2 separate regions of the Mus musculus genome follow, and region 1 is linked to region 2. A link is a loop called in an ENCODE intact Hi-C map of the cell type or tissue named here. Cell type or tissue: heart. All regions are shown on one strand.

Evidence for each region. A loop is a pair of places that touch in the nucleus more often than their neighbours do. Peaks named below come from ENCODE experiments on the same cell type or tissue, not always from the same donor. Only the 100,000 strongest peaks of a DNase experiment are listed, where the experiment ranks them.
Region 1: it touches region 2 in a loop (2.3-fold over the local background); 2 of 42 quality-filtered maps call a loop at or near these places.

What each region holds. Positions count from the first base shown.
Region 1 is chr8:79,337,542-79,342,541 of GRCm38, reverse strand. Smad1 (SMAD family member 1) reads left to right here. Exons shown (of 7, transcript NM_008539.4): 7 at 2,750-4,147. The coding sequence ends at 2,893. Among named protein-coding and RNA genes, the nearest start is that of Gm4890, 45 kb to the right of the region's middle. In heart, a CTCF peak has its summit at 2,796 (motif pointing left); DNase peaks (open chromatin) are centred at 1,091 and 2,811.
Region 2 is chr8:79,560,403-79,565,402 of GRCm38, reverse strand. No RefSeq gene overlaps it. Among named protein-coding and RNA genes, the nearest start is that of Otud4, 77 kb to the left of the region's middle. In heart, a CTCF peak has its summit at 2,525 (motif pointing right); a DNase peak (open chromatin) is centred at 3,222; H3K4me3 peaks cover 716 bases; H3K27ac peaks cover 2,006 bases.

The DNA.
Region 1 (5,000 bases), 220 kb after region 2:
TCTGATGGCAGCACACTCTAGCAACTGGCTCGTCTCTGAAGTCTCCAAGATAAGTCTTTATCCCACTTCACCGTGAGGAAGAGTGCTAATTACAGACTTGGACCAGGCAGTCGTCTTTCCTGTGCCGTCTTCAGAAGCTCCGTGGCTTGTTGCAGGGCCTGTTTAGTGGTTTGTTCATCACTGGGCGATTCCAGAGCCTTGCTTTGCTCGGCCTCCCCCAGATCAAAGGCATCCTGCCCCCTCCTTAGCTGAATGTGGCACCTCCTTAATATTAAAAACTAGTGCCCCTTAAAGAAACTGGCCTGTATACTATGTGCAAATGTGACCAAGGAGCCAGTCCTTGTTCACTGTTCACAAGTGCCACTTAATTTTTGACTTAGCATTTTGGTTCAGGTGATTTACCACCTACTTCACAACGTGGATTTCGTTTGGGGGAGAGGACTCTCGAGAGTGGGGGTGTTTGAACTGTGGTCGAGGCACAGGGGCTGTTCTCAGATCTCCTTCTCATGGTCTGTAAAATGGGACTGGCTCTCACTGGGGCTTTGGTAATTATGCCTGAAGTCCCTGATGGACTGTGATTATTGAATTCTTGAAGAAGTTTTGGCTCCAGTAAGCTGTCTCCTTGGCATTTGTTTCCTACTGATTACACAACTAACAGTTAAATGTTACTTTTGTACATTTAAAAAATTTTGCACTAAGGTATTTAAAGTTTTTTGTTTTGTTTTGTTTTTACTTTTATTAGTGCATGTATGTGTGAGCGCAATGTGTGTGTGCTGCTGGAGGTCAGAGGAGGGGGTCAGATCTCTTGGAGCAGAAGTGAGATGTAGATTGTTGTGAGCAGTCGTGGATGCCTGGAACCAAACTCAGGTCCTCTCTTAACGGTTAAGACCTCTCTTCAGCCCAAAGCTGCAGATTCAAAATTTATTGACTTTTTTCTTTCTGCAAATACTTTATCATTATTCTAAAAAGAAAATACAAAGAGGGGAAAAGACACATCTGAAGCCTCTGCCTCCAGGATGCATGCGGCTTCCTGTGGCTTTATTAGGGACGGGACATGAAAGGATGTAATGCTTACAAGAATGGCATCTGTGCAAGATAGCGTGGATGTGGCTGGGAGTGTGGGATGGACAGATCCTATCTACTAAAAAGCTGGCAATGGGCTAGAGATGGCTTTTACAGAAGGTCAGAATCCTGTTCTCATCGGCCACATCCCACAGCTCATAATTGCTTGTATCGGAGACCTGGATGCCTCAGATAGGCGTTCGTAGATAAATCCACACTCAAACGGTGTCCTGCAACAGCAATGCGACTCACAGGGACTGAGCAGGAGTTGCTAGGCTTGCGTAGTAAGTAAGCGCCTTTGTCCAAGAATTCACCTCTAGCAGTGTTTTCTTCTTGAAATGGGTGTTGGGGTGCAGGTCCTTGCGATTGCATGGCAAGCCCTCTGCAGGCTGAACCATCTCCTTAACCCATATGTGTGTGTGTGTGTGTGTGTGTGTGTGTGTGTGTGTGTGTGTGTATGTGTGTGTGTGTGTGTGTTTCAGACAGGGTTTTACTCTGTAACCCAGCTGGCCTGAAACTCACTATTCTGTCCCAGCTGGCTACAAACTTATGCCAATCCTCAGGCCTTACCTCCCATGTGCTGGAATTACAAGTGTGGGCCACCATGCCTGGTTCCCCTCTGTCCATCTTTGTGGCAGAGGGAATAAAACCCAGGGTCTCTCATATGCTAAGCAGTACATGCCACCACTGAGCCCTGTTAGAGCAGTCGCTTGCTACATTCTCCCCTTACCACTGAATACAGACAGTAGAGGTCGTGTCAGACAGACTAATATTCTGTTTCTTCCCCACTCTGGAAGATTAAATTCTTCTACCTGTCAACCACACAGATCTCTTGATCTTTCAGTCTCAAGTGAAAGTGGAGGGAGGATAGTTATGTACCCCAAAGTTCTTCCCAACACCTAGTCATTGTCTTGAAGTGTCAGGCTCCATCATTCATCTGGTCAGGAAGGTGGCTTGCTACATGGTATCAGAATGATCAATTAGGACAATAGTATTCAGTAGAGGTCACCATGAAAGCCAGGAGTGAACGGCTGTCCTATAATCCTAGCACTAGTGAGAGGCTGCGGTAGGAGGATTGCAAATGACTTCAAAGTCAGTCTGGGCTACACTGAGTTTGAAGCTAACATGGGTGACTCAATGAGACCCTATCTTAAAAATTTTAAAAAGTAAAATGGTGTTGGTGTGAACAAGAGCACAAACTTGTGATTGACCCTTGTTTGCAAAGAGTTATGGCTGCTAGGGTCTGGTACATACCTCTTTCTAGCAATTTTAAGAAATATATCTGAGCAAGAACTTTTAAGACAAAGTTGGGTGTGTGCACTCCACCTGTGTTGTGTGTGTCCCTGGGTTTGAACATTCAGCAGCTACAGTTATATGCAGGTCTGTCTCTTTAGACAATGAGTTCCTTGAAGACAAAGGGCTGGCTGACATCCTGCTGGGACTAAAGAAGTGTGCCACCCACCATACCTGACAAAATGGGTCATCTGGGGGGTCCTAGGATGGACTTGAGTATTCAATATATATCCCAACATTTACCGACTACATATGTATGCATTTGTGGTGTGCTGTTCTTGTCAGATGTTACCATGAGTCCAAGCAGGCTTCTACAAACCGATCATCTGACCTTTGTACCGAATCACTGAGACTAAGGAGCTAACTGATCCCCAGTGTGCTTTCTTTTGCCTAGGGTTGGGGAGCCGAATACCACCGGCAGGATGTTACCAGCACCCCCTGCTGGATTGAGATCCATCTGCATGGCCCTCTCCAGTGGCTGGATAAGGTTCTGACCCAGATGGGCTCACCCCACAATCCTATTTCATCCGTGTCTTAAAAGACCTGTGGCTTCCGTCTCTTGCAAACTATCGAGCCTTGCATGTACTTGAAGGATGGACAAGTCAGACAGGATGGAGACCTGACGAAGGAGCCACGATAATACTTGACCTCTGTGACCAACTATTGGATTGAGAAACTGACAAGCCTTGGTTGATAGCAAGAACCCTTTCAGTTTACATTGTGACATTCTGTTGTAAAAATCAACTAAAATGCTGACTTTCAGCAGGACTTTTGTGTATAGTTAAAAAAAAAAGAGATGGCCAAGCCAGGGACAAATTATCTATTAGGAAAAAAGAAAAAAATGATTGTAATCAATCCTTTTGTGTGGGGTGTTGGCAGAAGGTTGGCGCTGATAGTCTTTCTGAAGTGGGCTTTCATCAGGCTCAGAGCCCACGTTGAATCATCTTCTCATGGGTTTTCTTAATATTTTAAAACTACTTGTTTAGAAATGAATGGGTTTTTTGTTTGTTTTTAAAGTACAGGTTAATCGTTATGACATGCATAGTAATCTTTCTGAAACTGTATGCTGGCTGTATTACTGTCAGAATGATGGCAGGCATATGCTCTTTGCTAAATATGTATATACAGAATATTTGGAGGTTATGAATAGTCTAAATGGCTAGTGGGTTTACAGAGTATCTGAGGGGCGGGGTCGGGAAGAAAACGACGGCTGCAAATGTAGACTATACCGTAAAGCTCAGCTTGCTGCCTTAAACAGACAAGCTGGTGTCTGAATTTGCTGTGTTTCAGTTTTTGTAGAGTTTTATCTGACTTCTTTTCTTCTGTCTTATCCGCTCCACGGCACAGTTAAGCAGCTGGTTAATTCCTCTAACTGTGAGAGCAGATGAGTAATTCCTTCTGTTCGCAAATCAACTGGCTTCGTGTTTCAGTACCCAGTATATGAAAAGCTTGAATTGAATGAGCAGTTTTTATGGAGTTTACAGTACAGACATAGGCTTTGATTTCCAAATAAATTGTTTGCCAAACCTGGTAACTCTGTTCATTATTCGCAGGATTAAAGATCTCTCTATTGGAATCCATTTCAAAGGTTGTTTTTTTTGTTTTTGTTTTTGTTTTTTGTTTTATTTTGATTTGTTTTTTTTTGTACTATTTGGTTTCTTTTCTTCTGTTAATTTTTTTATTCTCCTTTGCTCTTATACAGCGAGTACTTTTATTCCAACACTAGCAGGGTTTTTCTCTACTGGAAATTTTTAAATAAAACCTGTCATTATTGCTTACTTTGATTAAAAAATGTGTCATTTTTTTTCTTTGCATGTTAAAATTTTAGATCAGTAAGATATGGTGCTCTTCTGAGTGCTCTCTGCCTGATACAAAAGCTAAATTACTGAAATGAAGACGTGAACCTGAACTGCTAAGAGAGCTGAGTGATTTGGAATTGGAAGAGTAAGGGTACATAAAACTGGAAACATTAAGGGAAAAACTAAGTGTGTAAACTTAAAACCAGTTTCTTGAAGGCAGGTGGGATATGTACCATGGTGTGCCTGTGCAGGTCAGAGGGTAGCTTGGTCTGTCCTCCCATGGTGTGGGTTTCCGAGATTAAAGTGAGGTCTCCAGGATTGACAGGCAACACCGTTACCCACTGAGGCATCTTACCAGCCCACCGATAGATAATGTCAGGAACTGCAGCAGCACGCTTAGGTAACCAGAAGAGAAGATTTGGGAGTTAACAGTGCACACAAGGGCAGCCATGGGAGAATGCAGCCAAGATGGCTAGAAACTGAGGCTGCACAAGAGAAAATGGTGACCTTGGTGCAGTTTTCCTGGGATAGGGCTGGTCATTCCTCTTATCCCTGACTGCACTGGAACTCGCTCTGTGGACCAGGCTGATCGGAGATTTGCCTGCCTCTGCCTCCCAAGTGCATGTGCCAACCACTGCTCAGCTCCACCAAGGGGATTTTTAAAAATTTATTAAAAACAAAAAACAATTTGAGGTCAAAGTTTCTAGCCACATAAATGTCACTGTTTCTCCTTATATTCTTTCCTAGACTTGGTTCACAACCCCAAAATTTCAGAATCTACTGCCTCCCACCATTGGGAGAATGTCTTATTCCCCTGAAACTACAAAATGCAACCCTAAACAGTGG
Region 2 (5,000 bases):
TATATGGTGAATTGGGTCAGAGTCTCTCTCTGTGTAGTGAGGCCTGCAATTTTACCCACTGAGAAAAATATTCACTTTGATGTGTGCCAATATATTAATTCATGCCTTTTTAATTAATGAAGAGCTTTGTGAAGTTCTTTTGCACCTTTAGGCAACAGTAAATCAAACAGGTTTAAATGACTTGGGGAGCTGCCTCAGTGATTAAGAGGATTTGCTGTGCTTGCAGAGGACCTGGGTCAGTTCCCAGCACCACCTGGCAGTTCACGACAACCTAGAACTCTGGTTCTACATGATATGACAACTTTTTCTGGTCTCTGGGGACTCCTGCACACACATGGTCACATATAAGCACTCAGGCACAAAGACATACTCAGTCACTCAGTCACTCACTCACTCTAAAAATGTTTAAAAATAAGAGTAAAACAGGTGTTAGACTTTTCTCTTTTATACACATAGACATACTCACACAGACACACACATGCTCACATCCTCACACACACACACATACACACACACACACACACACACACACAGGCTCACTCACACACACAGACATACACATACAGAACCCCACATACAGATCCATTCATACACACAGACACACACATACAGAATTTCACACACACAGAGACACACTCACACACACAGATACACAGGCACATTCACACACAAACATACACAAACACATGCAGACACACTTTCACAATACAGTCACACAGACACACATTCACATACATAGACATACACACAGGCACTCTTTCGCACATACAGTCACACACATACAGATACCCCACACAAGATACACTTACACACAGACACACACTCATACACAGATAAACAAGATCACTTATACATAGACATACACATACAAACCCACACACAGACACACTCAGATACAGACACACACACACAGACAGACACACATATACAAAACTTCACACACAGGCACACACACAGACATACATACACACACAGACATACACATGACACACACAAACAGAAACCCGCAACAGACAGAAACCTGCAAACAGTCACACACAGATGCACATTTTCACAATACACTCATAGAGACACAAACAGACATACACACTCATATACACAGGCACAAATGCACACACAGGCACACACACACAGGCACACACACACAGGCACACACACACAGGCACACTCACACATACAGGCACACACAGATACTCCACACAGACACACTCACACACAGACACACATTCACATACACAGACACAGTCTTTCATACACAGACACACACACAGACACACACACACACGATTAACTAAGGGAAACATGAAAGTCTTCTGAAATATGTTCGTTAATCACCAGCTTCACACAAGATCTCAGAAAGTGTTGGTATAAACCCCCGTGTACGCATATTTACTGTAGCACCATTGGTCAAAGCAAGCCACCTTGCCAAGCACAGAGAGAAGCTGGAGGGGACTCTAAGGGTGGGGATTTGATGAGGTGTGATTTCCCCACCAAGGGAACTGTTCTGGAGTTGGTAAATAGAATCTGGGTCAGCATCTATTCTGAAAAAATATAGTAATTGATCCAATTAAAATTGGCTTTTAGTATTTCTCTTTGTTCCATTACAAATCTGTGTATGTTTTAAATACAACTATAATATAGAAACTACTAAGAAGAATGAGAAAAACATCACTCAAAGCTTACTACCTAATAAAATATTTCTCAGAGTTCATTACAAATGATTCTAGAAATTTATGCACACACACACATGCACACACACACACACACACACACACACACACACACACACACTGACAGCGTCTAACTCCAGGCATAACCCGACAGCTGAGCCACCTCACCATTCCCTGGTCCTCTCATTATTCTAATATTACAAGTGGTACCTTTGCATCTAGAGGAAATGGAGAAAGCGGTGGCTCTGGGGGCCATGCCTAGGAACCTTATTTCTCTTGTCAGTGTTCTTGGAAGAAAATGTGTATGGAAGTTGGCAGATAGAGAGCAGGGGTCAGCACAGGAGAGAAGAGAACAGAAGTTAAGAATGTGAAGTCTTTATCTTTGGGCGCATATTTTCTCAGCCACCAGACTCCTTCATGGGAGGCAACAACACAGTGGCCTTGAGGAGGCTGGACGGGCTTAGGAGAAACTGAGGCTTTGTTGCCAGGAGCCCACAGTCAGTCATCCAGTTGCTGTCCTTTGTGACTGCCCCTTTCCTTTGCAGCGCTATTCTAAGAAAGATGGGTAAGACAAGAGGAAGGCAAAGTCCGGTTAACCCCTTGCAGAAAGCTGAGGCCTTTGAGAACATTCGCTAATTTGCATGGTGCCAACTTGCTCCTGTATTCCGAGGAGAGCTGAAACAAAATTCAGGAGGGAGTTAAAGTTGTAAACTAAGAAACACGAGCTTTCTAACGATCCTGATTTATTTTATTTTATTTTTTACATAAAAGTTGCACGTATGAGTGTGTGTATGTGTGTTTGTGTGTTGGTGGGGGTGTTAGATTCGAGCACATGGGTGCAGTGTCCATGGAATCCACAAGAGGGCGTTGGATTTCCTGAAACTGGAGTCACAGGTCATGGTGACCACCCAGCATGGGTGATGGGATCTGACTTGAGAGCAGAATACGCTCTTATCAGTTGAGCCGTCTCTCCAGTCCTGCTTTTGGTTTGATAAAAATGCATATATCTGTGGACAGATATTTGTTCCATAGTGTAATATTTATTTTTATTACATATGTAATATAGCATAATAGCTTGCCCCCTTTTACAGTATTATCTATATATTAATTTTATCCTAGCTTGAACTTGTGGCTTGATAGGTAGCCCGGATGAGTCATTCGAACGAGAAAAGACATGATCTCATGAGCGTTATTTTAAAAGTTTACTCCATTATTCAGAAGTTTTTATGCTTCTAGAAACATCTCTGCCTCCCCAGTGGCCATCTGAGGACAGTGAGATAGCTGCTTCAGGGAAGAGAAGAAAAGAGTGAGCTGCTGGAAGCAAGGCTGAGGGTTACAGCTCACTGCCAAGTGCTCCAGCGGGCAAGGGCGACCCTCCCAAAGGCAAGTCCCTCCTCTCAGACCTGCAAGAGCATGACTTAGTGCAGATCTACCTCAGCAGCACGGTCTACCTCAGCAGCACGCTTCCTTCTTAGCTGCAGGGAGGGTAATGTACAGGAAAAGGTGACGTAATGATTGTCTCACTTTCCTTATTCTCTCCCAGATGAATAACCATCCACAGCAGGGGTGAGATCACTCACTATTAGTGGAATAACATCTGGTGAGCTAGGGCCCCCGGCCGAACTGTTGTTGGTTTGAAGCTATATTTAACCCTCGGAGACTCCACGATTGTTAAGTTTCATGGATCACATATGCAGCCCAGCTACACGGTGAATGTCTTTTTAAAGGGCAAAGAAACGCTCCTTAAAGGATTTTAACATGCAAGCTTTACTTTTCCTTATGAAGCAAGGCATTCACCTTTCTCAAAGGGGATCCTGGGCTATTATTAGAGTGGACCGTCTCAGACATGTGGCAGATGCCCTGGCCCTCTGACTCAGGCTCGGATGCTTGCCATAGCTGTCTAAGTTTAAATTTCAAATCGCAGATAGGAATCTCTCTCCTTCAATTTCCATTCTTATCCTTAATTTCCAGGCAGGCCTGCCATGCTGACAGTGGTGAATCTTGCGGAGTAATCTATCTAATAGATTTACCGTAAATGATGAATCATCTGGTACTTAAAATCTAATGAGCAATGCTCTAAGTCAATTTGACTTTTAAAAAAATGCGACTCAGCTAAGGTCATCAGTTAAATGTGCTAATGCAGAGTAACATAGAGGCTCAGATGCATGCATAGTCACAAAGCTGGAACACTCTGGGGTCTGTCCTGTGCCAAGGCCTTTAGGGCCTTAAAACTAGGACATAAAGGAGAAATGCATAGTGGTGCATGCCTTTAATCCCAATACTTGGGAGACAGAAGCAGGCAGACCTCTGTGAGTTTGAGGCTAGCCTGGTGTACATAGTGAGTTTCTGGATAGCCTGGGTTACTTAGTGAGACTTTGGAAAATAAAATAAACAGGCAAGTCACAATATGTAGCAAACAAGACAAGAGGTCATTTCATAACGACCAGGGACAGGCCTTCAATTTCAGGATCTTCTTATTTTTCCCCCCGACAAAATGTAGTAGTACTTTGTTGTAAAGATGCTAGTAAGCTGTTCTTCCTAAAATGTAAAGAATCGGTTGTGCTAGCCTAGGCTAGCAGACACAAGGGCCTGGGTTCAATCCAGAGAGCCACAAATGAATGAAACAAATAAAAACATCAAGTGTGAAAATAACCTTAACTTATTGAAAAAAATATAGAAAATACAATTAATTCACCATGATTTTAACAAAGCAGATCTTTGGGGCACAGGTTAATATTCTTTTTCTTACACTCATTTATTTTATGTATGTGTATGTGTTTATGAGTGGGGATGTATGCATGACTTGGAACATGGTAGATATCAGAGGATAATTTGTATAACGCCATTCTGGCTTTGTTGCCAGCCCCTTTATTTCCTGAGCTATTGTGCTGGCCAGGTTGGTCTTTTAAACTGGAGTACATGCAAACATTTTTCACATTATTAAATATTCTGCAATTTTCTTCTAAGTTGCCATGCAATATTATATAACATGGGTGTACTGTAATTCATTAAACCATTTCCCTACTGAATACTGAGTATGCTTCTAATTCTTGCCATTATTAATTAAGGCTATGAAAAAAATATGTGTAGCTAGATCTTTGCTCCCATAGATTATTTTTTCTTAATATTAAATTATGGAAATAAAACTGGTTCAAAGTGCATGCGTGCATTAAAGGGTTTTAATACCTGTCGAGCATAGCTTTATGCAGGTATGAGAGGCTTCACGTTTCCCTCCCAGGAAATGATGGTGTTAAGATTGGAGATGCTGTGTAGTTCCTTGCCTCAGTCTTCCTTCGGCTTCCTATCTATGTGGTAAGAGGGCTAGAGCAA